Regions from separate parts of the Homo sapiens genome. Here region 2 is linked to region 1. Evidence: chromatin loops called from intact Hi-C (ENCODE). Cell type or tissue: gastrocnemius medialis. All regions are shown on one strand. Each heading gives the region's core, and the rest is flanking DNA. Links, peaks and the distances in the headings are about the cores only.

Region 1 (6,698 bases), core at 1,106-6,105:
CTAAAGAGGAATTTCCTTTCAGGTCACAGAGTCAGGACTGAGGCAGCCTGGGCTTGGGAGAAGGAGGACCAGGCAGTTGGTTGGTGACACTCATTCAGGAACCAATAGCTTTGTGCCCCAGGGACTGTGGGAAGGAGGACCTCAATGCAGACAGGGGAGCCGCAGGTCTGGTGCAGGGAGGGATGATCATGCCCAGGGCCCTCACTCCCAGCCTCGGCTGGAGGCTCCCTTCATAGAATTCCACCTGCCTGGTAAATGCAGAATGCAGTCCACTTAAAGAAATCAGAGCAGCTGCCACGTCAAAGCCGAAAAGATGTGTGGAGGTGGGTGGAGAGGAGGCGGGTAATTATGCAGGAAAAATAGTTTTCTTGATATTCTTCTGGAAATATGCGTGGAACAGAGGGAGCAGCAGGAGAGATGCCAGGCAAGGAGAAAATGTATGAATAGCAGAATGCATGGTGCCTCTCCAAAGGCAGACAGAGGCAGCGCTGCTTTGACCACAGCATCCTTTTGTGGGGAGCATCTGGGACTCCATGAGACACTTCCGCAGGGACTCTTCAATGTAGGACTTTATTCATGGGTCCATTACAGAATTTGCTGGGAATGATTGAGCCTTTCTTCCCCCTGTAATCCCAGCACTTTGGGAGGCTGAGGTGGGAGGATTGCTTGAGGCCAGGAGTTCAAGACCAGCCTAGGCAACAAAGTAAGATCTCGTCTCTACGAAAAAAAAAATTTTTTTTTAATTAGTCCGAAAAAAAAATGGGAGAGGCGTGAGGGATAAAAGACTACACATTGGGTACAGTGTAGACTGCTTGGGTGATGGGTGCATCAAAATCTCAGAAATCACCGCTAAAGAACATATCCTTGTAACCAAACACTACCTGTTCCCCCAAAACCTATTGAAATTTTAAAAAATAATAACCAAGTGCGGTGGCATGCGTCTGTGGTCCCAGCTACTCGGGAGGCTGAGGTGGGAGGACTGCTTGAGCCCAGGAGTTCGAGGCTACCGTGAGCAATGATTGTACCACTGCACTCCAGCCTGTACCACAGAGCAGGACTCTTGAGAGAGAGAGAGAGAGCACGCTGGCATGGGATCTCCCCATGCCACTTCTATGCCCCGTTAGGAATCTGCCCACAGAACCCATGTACTCTGCATGCCCAAGTGGCAGAGAGGCACCCCAAACTCTGAGAAGCAGCTCTGAGGTTGTGAACATTGAATGTAGATAATTATCCAGCTGTGAAGAAGCTGAACATTTCTTCGGGCTGTTTCTGCGTAATTATAAATATTTGAGAATATTAAACTCCCAGGTTACACATTGAGGGTATTGTCTGAGTAGCAGTTGGCTGCAGAGCTGGAAATGCAAACATATTTTCATTCCTCCCTCCTGGTGTACTCAGGATATTTCATGGGATTCAAAAGAAAAAGTTACAGTCGAGAAAAAAAAGCACCGACAACCTGGAGGCAAAGTCAGTTGCTAATATTTCTAAATAGCTTTAAATCAAAGAAGAGGAATGTGACCACTTTAGTTAACTGTGCTGGGTTTGTGATGCGTTTTTCTCTATGGTTTAGGAAAGCAATTACCATGAAACAACCTACCTGTGCCTTCGTGTGATAAAATGTTCCCTCTAATAGGGCCAATATGCCCAGCAGTAGGTCTTTACAAGCACTCAATGTTTCTAGAAGCATTTTCACATGTGGGGCTCCTTGGTGTGCAGTGAGAGCCCATGACTCACTCCTTAAGGACCCGTCATAGTGCAGGGTTGTTGGTTTTGTTTTTTGTTTTTTGTTTTTGAGATGGAGTTTCGCTCTTGTCGACCAGGCTAGAGTGCAATGGCACGATCTTGGCTCACTGCAACCTCCACCTCCCAGGTTCCAGGTTCAAGTGATTCTCCAGCCTCAGCCTCCCGTGTAGCTGGGATTACAGGCGCCCAGAATGCCCGGCTAATTTTTGCATTTTTAGTAGAGATGGGGTTTTGCCGTGTTAGCCAGGCTGGTCTCCAACTCCTGACCTCAGGTGATCCGCCCACCTCGGCCTCCCAAAGTGCTGGGATTACAGGCATGATCCACTGTGCCACAGGGTTCTTAATAGGAGATGGGTTCTTCCAAGGAGAGGCTGGTGTCCAGGCTGTGAGTGGAGGCTCTGCTGCCCTGGTTCTGCCCGGAGGCCCATGTGATGAGCCCAGGGTCCTGTCCAGACTTCCACCCTCACACTCTTGGTCACCCCATCTTGTCCTCCCACCCACTGAAGTCTCCTGTCTTCTCACCCACTCCCCAAGTGCTGTCCTCCACGCCCTGGAAAGCAGGGGCCATCTGTTACAGACACATCCTCAGCCTTCCATCTCCTGCTTTGCAGCTGTCCCCTGCTGGCCACAGCTTCCCCACATCTCCTGGGAGTTGCTGTCCCTTCTCCAGACCCCCCAGTATCCCTGGAAACCACTGCTCCTGTGCCTTTGAACAATCCCACCCCCTTCACACCCCCCGTCCCCACCGCCCCAGTTTTTGAGGCTCCTGCTTGCTGTTCTCCCTTCCCAGCCCTTGCTCTGGGGCTTGGCTCACTTTTTCTCTCCCCAGTTTTTCCCAGGCTGGAGTGCAATGGGCGATCTTGGCTCACTGCAACCTCAGCCTCCCAGGCTCAAAACATCCTCCCGCCTCAGCTTCTCAAGTAGCTGGGCCCACAGGTGCACACCACTGCGCCCGGCTCATTTTTGCATTTTTTGTAGAGACAGAGTCTCACTATGTTGCCCAGGCTGGTTTTGAACTCCTGGGCTCAAGCCATCTGCCAGCCTTGGCCTCCCAAAGGGTTGGGATTACAGGCTGGAGCCACCACGCCCAGTCTGTTTTTTTTTTCTTCTTCTTCTTCTTCTTTTTTTTTTTTTTAGAGACAGAGTCTCACTCTGTGACTCAGGCTGGAGTACAGTGGCATGATCATGGCTCACTGCAGGCTTGAACTCCTGGCCTCCCACCTCGGCCCCCCAAAGCACTGGGATTACAGGCAGGCGCCCAGCCCTTTTCTCAGCTCAGGGACCTCCCTTCATCTTGGGTAACTGTGATGGGTAAGAACGACCTATGTCATCGTCCAGATCACAAACTTCCTTGGTCCCTCTCCGGGTGCTGCCAGGTCCAGCCCTGTACAGTCTTGGCCTTTAGGGTGGCACCTCTGCCATACCTAGCGCCCTGTGTCTCCCTCACCCTTGGCCACCACAGAGGCCACTGGTCTGCAGCCCCAGGGATTTCTTTGTCCCTTCATTTCTGGCTGCATTCTGTGGCCATCCCATTGCCTCCCTCTCAGGCCCCTGAATCCCATGGTCTCCATCCGTCGCCCATGATGCTGCCGTCTAAGGCCTCTGCCTGATGGGGAGCTGTTGCTTGGTGACCCCACCAACCGATCCCAGTGGGAACCCCCGCCCCACAGCCTCTGGCTCCTCAACTCCCACCCCTAGCCTCCATCTCCAGTTTCTAGGTCACAGTGAGACGCCAGTGTAGGCCAGTAAATGTGCAAAACCAGAACTTCATTTCCCACCCCAAATGCTGTCCCTCTCCCCCAGATGCCGGCAGCTGGCAGGGGGCGTCCTCCGAGAGCCTCCGGAGAACAGCCCGCTTGGCTCTGCAAGTTTGCTGTGGGCGGTGAAAGTATCCGCTGACAAACCATCCAACGTCGGTTTGGAAGCCCAAGGTCCCATAAAAAGTGGGACGAAAAAAGACCCGTTGCGAAGGCTGCGCTACGCGTCCAGCCGCCCGCGCTCCAGCTCACTGTCCTTGGGTAAGGGAGAGGGAGGAGGCTCGTGGACCAAGAGGACGCACTCGGATCTGGAGTTCTCCGGCCCGGACACCCACGGGCCACCGCGTCGAGGCAGCGCGAGCCCCGGGCGCCCCCTGCAGGTTGTACGGGCCTCAGCTGCGCAGCGCAGACGGAGGAGGGCGCTGGCGGTTAAGAACTCCTACTTGTCAACCGGAAAAACATCCCCCATAAAAAAACGGTCAAAGGGCCGGGACAGAAGCATTTGAAATGAAACACAAGGGCCGGGCGCGGTGGCTCACGCTTGTAATCCCAGCACTATGGGAAGCTGAGGTGGGCAGATCACAAGGTCAGGAGTTTGAGACCAGCCTGGCCAACATGGTGAAACCCCGTCTCTACTAAAAATACACAAATTAGCTGGATGTGGTGGCGGGCGCCTGTAATCCCAGCTACTCAGGAGGCTGAGGCAGGAGAATCACTTGAACCCAGGAGGCGGAGGTTGAGGTTGCAGTGAGCTAAGATCAGGCCATTGCACTCCAGCCTGGGTGACAATAGCAAAACTCTGTCTCAAGAAAAAATAAAAATAAAAATAAAAATAAAAGAAAGAAAAGAAAAGAAAAAGAAGAGAAAAGAAACACAAATGTCCAATAAACCATCAAGCTGATATTGACATGGGCAGAATCTGTTGCAAGCCGTGGCACAGGACAGACAGATCCTTTAATCTCACAAACAATGACACTAGGGAGAGGCAGATTGTTCCCATTCTACAGATGCGTAAACTGAGGCACTGAGAGGCTAAGTGACTAGGTCACGGCCACACAGTAAGTAGCAGGGCCAGAAACTCACCCAACAGCCTGGCACCAAGGCCTATGGCCTTATTCACTACATGAGACCAATTCTTAACATAATGAAAAATATACACTGGCTAAAACCAAAGTGTAAATGGAAACAAATTCATTCAATAAACCAAGGGAATCCCAGATGAGGGATCCTGCACCTATCGATGGGCCAAGCCAGGGCCTGGGTGTGTTTCCATCTGTGCTCCCTTCCAAGGTCCAAGGTCATGCTGTCTTACCAGACCTTGGAGGTACTTGGAGTTCAAAGCAAGCTTCGCTTCTGTGAGCCCCCTTGTCTGTTGGCCTGGGGTAGGAGGGCCAGGCTGTGGCATCCTTTCCTCCAGAGACAGAAGCATAGAGGTGAGGTTAGTGGGAGGTGGCCGCAGGGAGGTGAGCCCCATTCTTCCCCAGAGACTGCCATCCTCCTCCTTGCTTTGGTCAAAGGGCCATTTCCTGCCCCGTGGTCTGGCCTCATGATATCCCTTGTAGATTACACAACTCACTCTCCAAAAGCCGCTGTGTTTTATATGGTGGTGAACTGCTCTGTGGTTCCTGCTGAAAATCTTCTGTTGATTCCTGGGGTCAGCTGGGCTCCTTTGAGTCCTGCTTAGGCCACCTTAAGAAGGGCTGCAGGCTGGGAGCAGTGGCTCACACCTGTAATCCCAGCACTTTGGGAGGCCGAAGTGGGAGGATCACTTGAGACCAGGAGCTTGAGATCAGCCTGGCCAACTTGGCAAAACTTCATCTCTACTACAAATACAGACATTAGCCAGGCCTGGTCATGCGCGGCTGAAGTCCCAGCTACTCACCTGGCAGGCAGGAGAATCGCTTGAGCCTGGGAGGCAGAGGTTGCAGTGAGTGGAGATGGTGCCACTGCACTCCAGCCTGGGTGACAGAGTGAAACCCTATTTCAGAAAAAAATAAAATAAATTTTAAAATAAGCAAATAAAAATCAGATGAGCATGGTGGTACTTGCCTGTGGTCCCAGCTACTTGGGAGGCTGAGGTGGGAGGATCCCTTGAACCCAGGAAGTTGAGGCTGCAGCGAGCTTTGCTAGTGCCACTGCACTCCAGCCTGAGTGACAGAGCAAGACCCTGTCTCAAAAAAAAGTAAAGAAATAAAATTTTTTTTAAAAAGAAGAAGGGCTGAGCTTGCTTTCAAGATGAGTGCAACAAACTGGTCCAGACAGAGCCTGGACCAGAGTAAGGCCCACTCTAGGGGCCAGCTGGTTACTCCAGCGCTCTCCCAGAGTCACGTGGTCTCTCTCTGACCTCTTTCTCTCCCCCTTTCAATGCCTGCATCAGCTGCTAACCTCCTCATTGCTGGAGTTCCTCATTCATGTTCCTAAGCCAGCTCATCTGTCTTCCGCCAGGGCACATGATACATCTCTGGATTGGCCGCCTTGTGTCCTGGTTCCCTTGGGGTCTAATCAGCAAGGCCAAGAAGGGAGGGCACTGAGATGGCCGGCACAAGACTGTCCCTTCAGCGGGTACCGTGGGTGATGCACTGCACCATTAGATGGTCGGCTACAATCCTAGACTCTTCTTCCTGTTTATTCATGCTTGAGTTTCATTTGTTGACCTTTGTTATGGTTGCCTAGAGGTCTTTTAAGGGTACTTAAAAATGTCTTAGGTATCCACCCTGGTTCACTGTAGAGGCTGCTACCCAGAAACCTGGCAAGAGAGAATCATTCATAGTTAAACAAACAGGGAGTCATTTCTTCCTCCTTCTTTAGTCTCACCTTTCATTTAGAAAAAAGTAGGGAGACCATATTTAATAACCACCATCCATTAGATTAGATCAACAGGCTCCAAATAGTGCATTTCTTCTAGAAACAGTATCTCCTGGTCTCACAGGAGAGCATGTGGTCAGGAGGAAATTGAATAAAGCCTTTTAATCAGCCACAGTAGTATTTGAATCATTTAATTTAGAATCTGACAACCACAAATTACTTTATTTTTCTGGCCAATTTTAGCCAACCAGGAGAGCTAAGCCAGTCCAACTCATGCTTAATAAATCACCATCTTGCCTTATGGTGGCTAGTTTGGGGAAGAGGTTTTTCTGAGGCTTTTCAGAAATAATCAACAACAGGCCGGGCGTCTGTAATCCCAGCACCTTGGGAGGC
Region 2 (6,698 bases), core at 695-5,694, 160 kb before region 1:
CATTAAAATGTTAGTACTTTTGGCCGGTGGCTCACTCCTATAATCCCAGCACTTGGGAGGCCAAGGCAGGTGGATCACCTGAGGTCAGGAGTTCAAGACCAGCCTGGCTAACATGTTGAAACCCTGTCTCTACTAAAAATACAAAGAAAATTAGCCGGGCATGGTGGCAGGCGCCTGTAATCCCAGCTACAGGGCTGAGGCAGGAGAATCACTTCAACCTGGGAGGTGGAGGTTGCAGTAAGCTGAGACTGCACCATTGCCCTCCAGCCTGGGCAACAAGAGCGAAACTCCGTCTCAAAAAAAAAAAAAGTTAGTACTTTTAATTTGCATATCTTCGGAGCGCTACTATGTATTTTTTCTCCTTGAATCCTCTTAGTAGACAAACAAGGTAACCACAACCATAGCCAACCCGGGACTCAGCAGGCTCCAGGGATTGGAGCGGGGCCTTGTGTCCAGGAGCAGTAGAGTGGGTCCTGCCCCTGGTCTCTTGACTGTGGGTCTTGTGTTGTTTCTCTACCAGCGTTGACTTTTGGATTGGAAATTTGAAAGCTGCTAATGAATCTCCCTCATGAATTCATGTAACTGCTTTGATCCTAAGTATATTTAGTCTGTCCCACCTTGGCACAGTGGGTTCTGTCACCAGCTCCTCAACGTTAGGACCCAGGAGGTCCCTGTGGTAGGTAGTATGGGAAGGACATGATGACAGGGCAGTGCCATGGGAGCCTAGGAGGGGTCGGGAAAGGGTTCTCCTGTCTTCTTCACATGCATTTGCATAGTGTGGGAATGAATAAAAGGTTTAAAAGAACCTGTGTTATTCCTGTTACTATTTATTTTTCCAGAACATATCTGGTCAGATTTTCATTTTCTAGTTTTTATGTTCAAGTAAGCGTCTTAAGCGTGTGGGAATGTCATTCTCCTGCCTTTTTGTTAAATTAAAGACCAGGTGGGTGGGCACATTCCTTACCTGTGCTCTTGGAGTCCCACAGGGCCAAGTTTTTCTTAGTTCCTGAAGGTGACAGAATGAGCAGGCAGTCGTCTCATCAGAGTTGAGCCAGGCATCTCCTGTTTTTGTTTGTTAGAGACAGGGTCTTGCTTTATTGCTCAGGTTGGATTGTGGTGGCACCTCTTAGCTCACTGCAACTGTGAACTCCTGGGCACAAGCGATCCTCCCACCTCAGCCTCCTGAGTAGCTGGGACTACAGGCACTTGCCACTATGCATGGCTAATCTTGTGTTTTTTGTAGAAATGGGTGTCACTGGTATGTTACCCAGGCTGGTCCCGTACACCTGGCCTCAAACGATTTGCCAGCCTCGGCCTCCCAAATTGTTGGGATTACAGGCATGAGCCACCGTGTCCAGCTGGCATCTACTTTTTAGGGCAGTTCTTCCTTTTTCAAAAAGAGGCTTAACAATTATGAGCGAAATAAACCTCATTATATAAAATAAAAATATCACTCATGGTCCTCCCTTTCACTCAAAATAGCTCCCTTTGTTTGGTCTCTCTCCAAACGCGTGGGTGTCATCGGTGCTCATCTCTGTTCCGGGCCCCGTGGCCTTCAGCAGCAGCGTTTAAGATGTCTGTCCGTATTCTGCACGAGGGTTTATATCCCGTTCTGAGTGCTGGCCATTTGGGTGGGTTCCAGTTTTTGCTGGTATAAATAATTCTGTGATTTGCATTTTTATGTGAATATAACTTTTTTTTTTCTTTTGGGGTTTTCTTAGGATAGAAACCTGTATGTGGGGTTTGTAGTAAGGACTAGCACAGCTTATTAAAAATTGACCGTGGATCATTGTCAACCATGTTTCACAATTTAGAATATTCAGTTATTTAAATACTTCAATTTAATTCAAAGAATAAGCCAAAACCTTTTTGTATTTTCCCACCTTTTTATTTTGAAAAATTATATATCCACAGAATAAGTGAAAATGAACACTGATGGTCGCTTTATTAATTTAAATTTACCAGTTGTTAACGTTTGCCACATCTGCTTTATCTTTGTCTTTCTGCCTCCCTTCCTGCATCTCTACACACACACACACACACACACACGGGCATGCACATTTTTTTTTTTTATTGCTAAATCATTTGAAAGTAAGTTGCAGACATCTGACACTTTACTTTTAAATACTTCAACACTTATCTCCCAAGAATGAAAACAGTCTGCAACATAAATGAAACACATGATCACACCTAAGAAAAACAGTGGTTCCATAGTATCGTCTAACATATGGTTCAAAATAAAATTTGTCTCCAGAAGTCCTTGATAGCTTTTGTTTCCTCAGTCTACGATCCAGTTAGGTTTAGTGCATTGAGTCTGACTGTTTTGTAAATTCCGAGTACGTTAAAGCCTTTGGAATGCGTGCCATGGACTGTTCTGAAAAGGTTCCCCTTAAACCACTAGGTTTAAACCAATTTTTTTCCTTCAAAGGAAACATTCAGCACAGCTCTACGTGTTGAAGAGAGAGCTTTGGTGCTACTCTGATGGGGTGGGGACTGGAGCCTGCACTTGTCCCCTCCCCTGAGCCACTCTGGCAGATTGCTGCTCTTGGCCACATTGTGTCTTCCTAAAGCCAGCAGGGTTCCCGCAAACTTTTGGGCCACTGGCCTCTGAGTTTAGAGTTTATTTATCTCCTTGGCCACAATAGCCAGCTGTAGTCTACATTGTGGACGTCCTGAAAACTGGCAGTTCTCTGGCATTTGGCTCCTGGATTAGAAGCATTGCTCATACTGCAGCTCGTTGACAGCTGACTCTGTTCTCCGTTTCAGTGGCGGGACCACTGGATGCAGTGTGTGTACTTCCTGCCACAAGAGGAGCCTGTGGTGCAGGGCTCAGCGCTCTATCTGGTAGCCCACCACGATGACTACTGCGTATGGTACAGCCTGCAGAGGACCAGGTACGTCGAGCCTCGTGGGGGTGGAGGATGAGCCTCTGAGACTTGTATGTAAATTCCCCATTTACAGATCCTCTGGAGGTGCCAGTGGGTTGATTTGTGTCTGGACAGAATAACATAAGAACAAAGATTTGTGACCAGTGTGTCAGTGCCCATTCGTGTGTACCCAGGAGAGGCTGTCATGGGTTGCTGGAATCTGTTTAGAGCAGATGCGTAGGAAAAGTCTGGAATTAGCGGGTGCTCTAAGCCCTCATGCCTACTGGAGACCAGTGTCCAGATTCATGCCCTCTGGAGACCTGTGGAGGCGCTCACAGCCCACGTCTGTTTGTTCATCTCCTGGCCTAGCCCTGAAAAGAATGAGAGAGTCCGCCAGATGCGCCCCGTGTGTGACTGCCAGGCTCACCTGCTCTGGAACCGGCCTCGGTTTGGAGAGATCAATGACCAGGACAGAACTGATCGATACGTCCAGGCTCTGAGGACCGTAAGTGTCCAGCCCCTTGGCTTGTTGTGGGGAAAAGGGAGAAAGAAGTTTGTCCCATGAACCCCAGCACTTTGCTTATGATTTGCTGTTTCTTTCCTGTGTCCTCTTGTCTATGAGTGGCTTCAGCGAGCGCCTCCTGGGTGGGCACTGGAGCAGAAAGCGGGAGAGCCTGGGGCTGGACTTCCTGAGGGCTTGCTCTCTGCTCTACTGGGAGAGCCTCTGGCTGGGCTCCTGCTGGACACCTTTGCCTTGTCAGACACAGTCATTGCTGTGGGTGGTCACGGTGGATTAGGCCACCCCCTCTTTTCATGTGTTGTCACCTTTCTAAAATTTTCTAAGATGTAAATCTGATCATGTCGCTCTCCTGCCTGAAAACCTTTGCTCCCTGCTACCTGTAGCAGGGGACTCGGCTTGGGGATTACAGATGGGGCTTAGAGGGAGGGTCTCTTGAGGCCCTTGGGGGTGTGTACAGAAATAGGTGTGAATGTGTGCATTTTGGGGGATGGGGGGAGGATCCAAGCCATCCTGAGTTTCTCTCAGAGGGGTCTGTCACCCAGAAAGGCATCCTTGCCTTTGGGCAGTCAATTGTGAACACTCAAGCCTTGGAGGCTCTCAGCTGTCTGTGCTCTAACCAGACAGGGAAGAAGCCTGTTGTCATGGACTGGAAGGTGGCCTGCAGGTGGTGCAGGCCTTCAGCGGGGCCTCTAGGCTGGGTTGAGGGGTGTCTTTCCTGACACTGGGGACAGGTGGGGAGATGTGAGCAAGGCGGGCATGTTTGTGGCTGGGGGTGGTTACTGCATGAGGACGCAGGGGGATGGTCTGAGGTCTGGGCAAGTGGAGTGAGAAGGGAAGTATTTCTGACAGCTTGCCAGCAGGAATCTTCTGGCAAACTGGAGGAAGCCCTGTGCTGAGCTTGCCTGTTCCCCGCAGGTGCTGAAGCCAGACAGCGTGTGCCTGTGTGTCAGCGATGGCAGCCTGCTCTCCGTGCTGGCCCATCACCTGGGGGTGGAGCAGGTACTGACATGCACCCTTGTCAGCCTCCTGATGTGGGCTTGTGAGTTAGAGCATTGCGTGGTCCGGGTGCACAATTCTGTGATCAAGGCTCTTTGCAAAGGCCACTGTTGTGGGCACAGCATGCTCGGGTCAGGGGCTGGGGGGTTTATTGCCTGTGCGTGCAGGCAGGCGTCAGGCCTCAGAGCTGGTGTTCAGGCTGCCCCAGGGAGGGAATGAGGGCAGGGAGGGTTGTTCAGGTGTGTCCTCTGTCTTAGGATGGTCTTGTCGCATTTTAATCTTTAATTTCTTCTCTGTTAAGTGAATATCTTACAACTAATAGCGTGGTGTTCCCTCTAGGTGTTTACAGTCGAGAGTTCAGCAGCTTCTCACAAACTGTTGAGAAAAGTAAGTGAGAATTGTTGTTGCTGAAATAGTGAGAGGACCTGTGGGGTCTGGGTTGATGGCTTTGAAGTGGCATTGGCCCCAGGGGAACAAAGGAGTGGTGGCTCGCTTGCACCCCTGTGTTGTCTTGGTTGCTGCCTGGAGAGCAGCCAGAGGCCTTGGGAGCTGTCACTGAAATAGAGGCAGGCATTTGCACTCTGCTTTGTTTTTTTGTGTCTGAAGAAGTTTAGGCTTTTTTCCTCACTTCACATAAGCTACTGTTGCGGTAGAATTAAATGTAGGATGTGTTTCTGGGACATCAGTGCTGAGGGAGCCAGTGCTCACAGCCTGATGGGAGATGGCATTTCTCTCCCTGGCCAGTAACTGGTTTGATTTCCTCTCCAAAGGGGAACTCCCTTCACCAGAACTGCAGGCTCGCACTGAGTCCTGGTGTGCACATGCGGGAGAAATTTCTTTTGCTTTTATCACATTGTGCTCCTGATCTCATCCGTGGTCTATAGGATGCCCCCCAAGGAGAGGATTTTTCCACAAAGCAGATAAAAGTGGTGTTCCAGAACCATTTGCCGGAAAATTCAAAGCGGAGAATGCAACTTTGAGAGATTTTTTTTTCCTGACAAACACAATACTTTAGTATGAATACAGTAATTTTACGGTTTTCTTTCTAAGATCTTCAAGGCTAACCACTTGGAAGATAAAATTAACATCATAGAGAAACGGCCGGAATTATTAACAAATGAGGACCTACAGGGCAGAAAGGTGAGTAGCGGGAGCCTTTTGGCCACGCTGGGCTGTGTTAGGGTGGTCAGCACGGCACTGAAGTAGCCCAGGCCCCACCCTGTCCCTGGAGTCTCACAGTGGGTCCTCCACATGCAACCTTACCTCCTACGAGCTCCCACCATCAAGGGTGTGGTGAAGCTTTCATGGAGCTGCCCGGTGAGCAGATGGTTGCACTGCTCTTTTTTTTTTTTTTTTTTTTTTTTTTTTGAAAATGGGGTCTCGCGCTGTCGTCCAGGCTGGAGTGCAGTGGCACGATCTTGGCTTACTGCAGCCTCGACCTTCCAGCCTCAAGCGATCCTCCCACCTCTCCCGAGTAGCTGGGACTGTAGGCATGTGCCATTATGCCTGGCTAATTTTTGTATTTTTTGTAGAGTCAGCGTTTCATCATGTGGCCCAGGCTGGTCTTGAACTCCTGGGCTCATGCGATCTGCCAGTCTCAGCCTCCCAAAGTGTCGGGGTTACAGGCATGAGCCACCACACCTGGCTGTACTGCTCTTAGCTCAGCCTCATCTCTGCTCCTTCAGGTCAGGACAGAGCAGCTCTCTTGGGGTTCCTAGGAGCAGAGCATGTCCTTTCCTCTCCACCGCACTCCTGTCTTCATTCCCCGTCCACGGCTTCCTGCTGCAGTCAGGCTTCCGGGCCCTGAAACTGCTTCTGCCAGCAACCTCGTCGTTACTCCCACGGTCTCCCTGCAGGCTTCATCTGCTCTACCCGCTTGTCCTTGTGACCCGGGACTTCTGCCTGTGCTGGGGAGGTCGCTTTCCCCTCACCTTCCTGGCTGCTCCTTACCTTGCACTGCTCCGTGGCACTCTCCCCGTGTCCCCCGCTTCCCCTACTGCATCCTCTCTGGTAATCACGTTCCTTCTCATGTGTGAATCAGTGACCATCAGAGCCGGCCTTCACTCTTTACTATTTTGGATTCAAATCTCATGTCCAGCTGCCATCCTGTCACCTTTCCTTGAATATGCCACAAACTGGACTCACCCAACGCGGAGCTATCATCTTTCATCTTTCCTGCCAGTCTTTTTTTAAATAACAGCTTTATTGAGATGTAGTTGACATACCACAAAATTAATGCATTTCAATTGTACAGTTGAGTGATTTTTTTAAGTAAATATATGGAGTTAGCCGTCACCCAGTCTCATTTAGAACAT

Evidence for each region. A loop is a pair of places that touch in the nucleus more often than their neighbours do. Peaks named below come from ENCODE experiments on the same cell type or tissue, not always from the same donor. Only the 100,000 strongest peaks of a DNase experiment are listed, where the experiment ranks them.
Region 2: it touches region 1 in a loop (23-fold over the local background); 1 of 110 quality-filtered maps calls a loop at or near these places.

The regions. Positions count from the first base shown.
Region 1 is chr16:68,506,473-68,513,170 of GRCh38, forward strand. It overlaps LOC105371321 (a long non-coding RNA gene), which reads right to left. Exons shown (of 4, transcript XR_933693.3): 3 at 5,886-6,246; 4 at 5,637-5,667. Among named protein-coding and RNA genes, the nearest start is that of ZFP90, 29 kb to the right of the region's middle. RefSeq lists an enhancer at 1,553-2,053. In gastrocnemius medialis, for the core only: a CTCF peak has its summit at 3,884 (motif pointing left); a DNase peak (open chromatin) is centred at 3,874; H3K4me3 peaks cover 667 bases; H3K27me3 peaks cover 586 bases.
Region 2 is chr16:68,342,909-68,349,606 of GRCh38, forward strand. PRMT7 (protein arginine methyltransferase 7) reads left to right here. Exons shown (of 19, transcript NM_019023.5): 10 at 2,767-2,894; 11 at 3,237-3,372; 12 at 4,303-4,386; 13 at 4,723-4,770; 14 at 5,434-5,523. Among named protein-coding and RNA genes, the nearest start is that of PRMT7, 35 kb to the left of the region's middle. RefSeq lists an enhancer at 5,796-6,296. In gastrocnemius medialis, for the core only: a CTCF peak has its summit at 3,056; DNase peaks (open chromatin) are centred at 1,559, 2,753, 3,186 and 4,339; H3K27ac peaks cover 3,745 bases.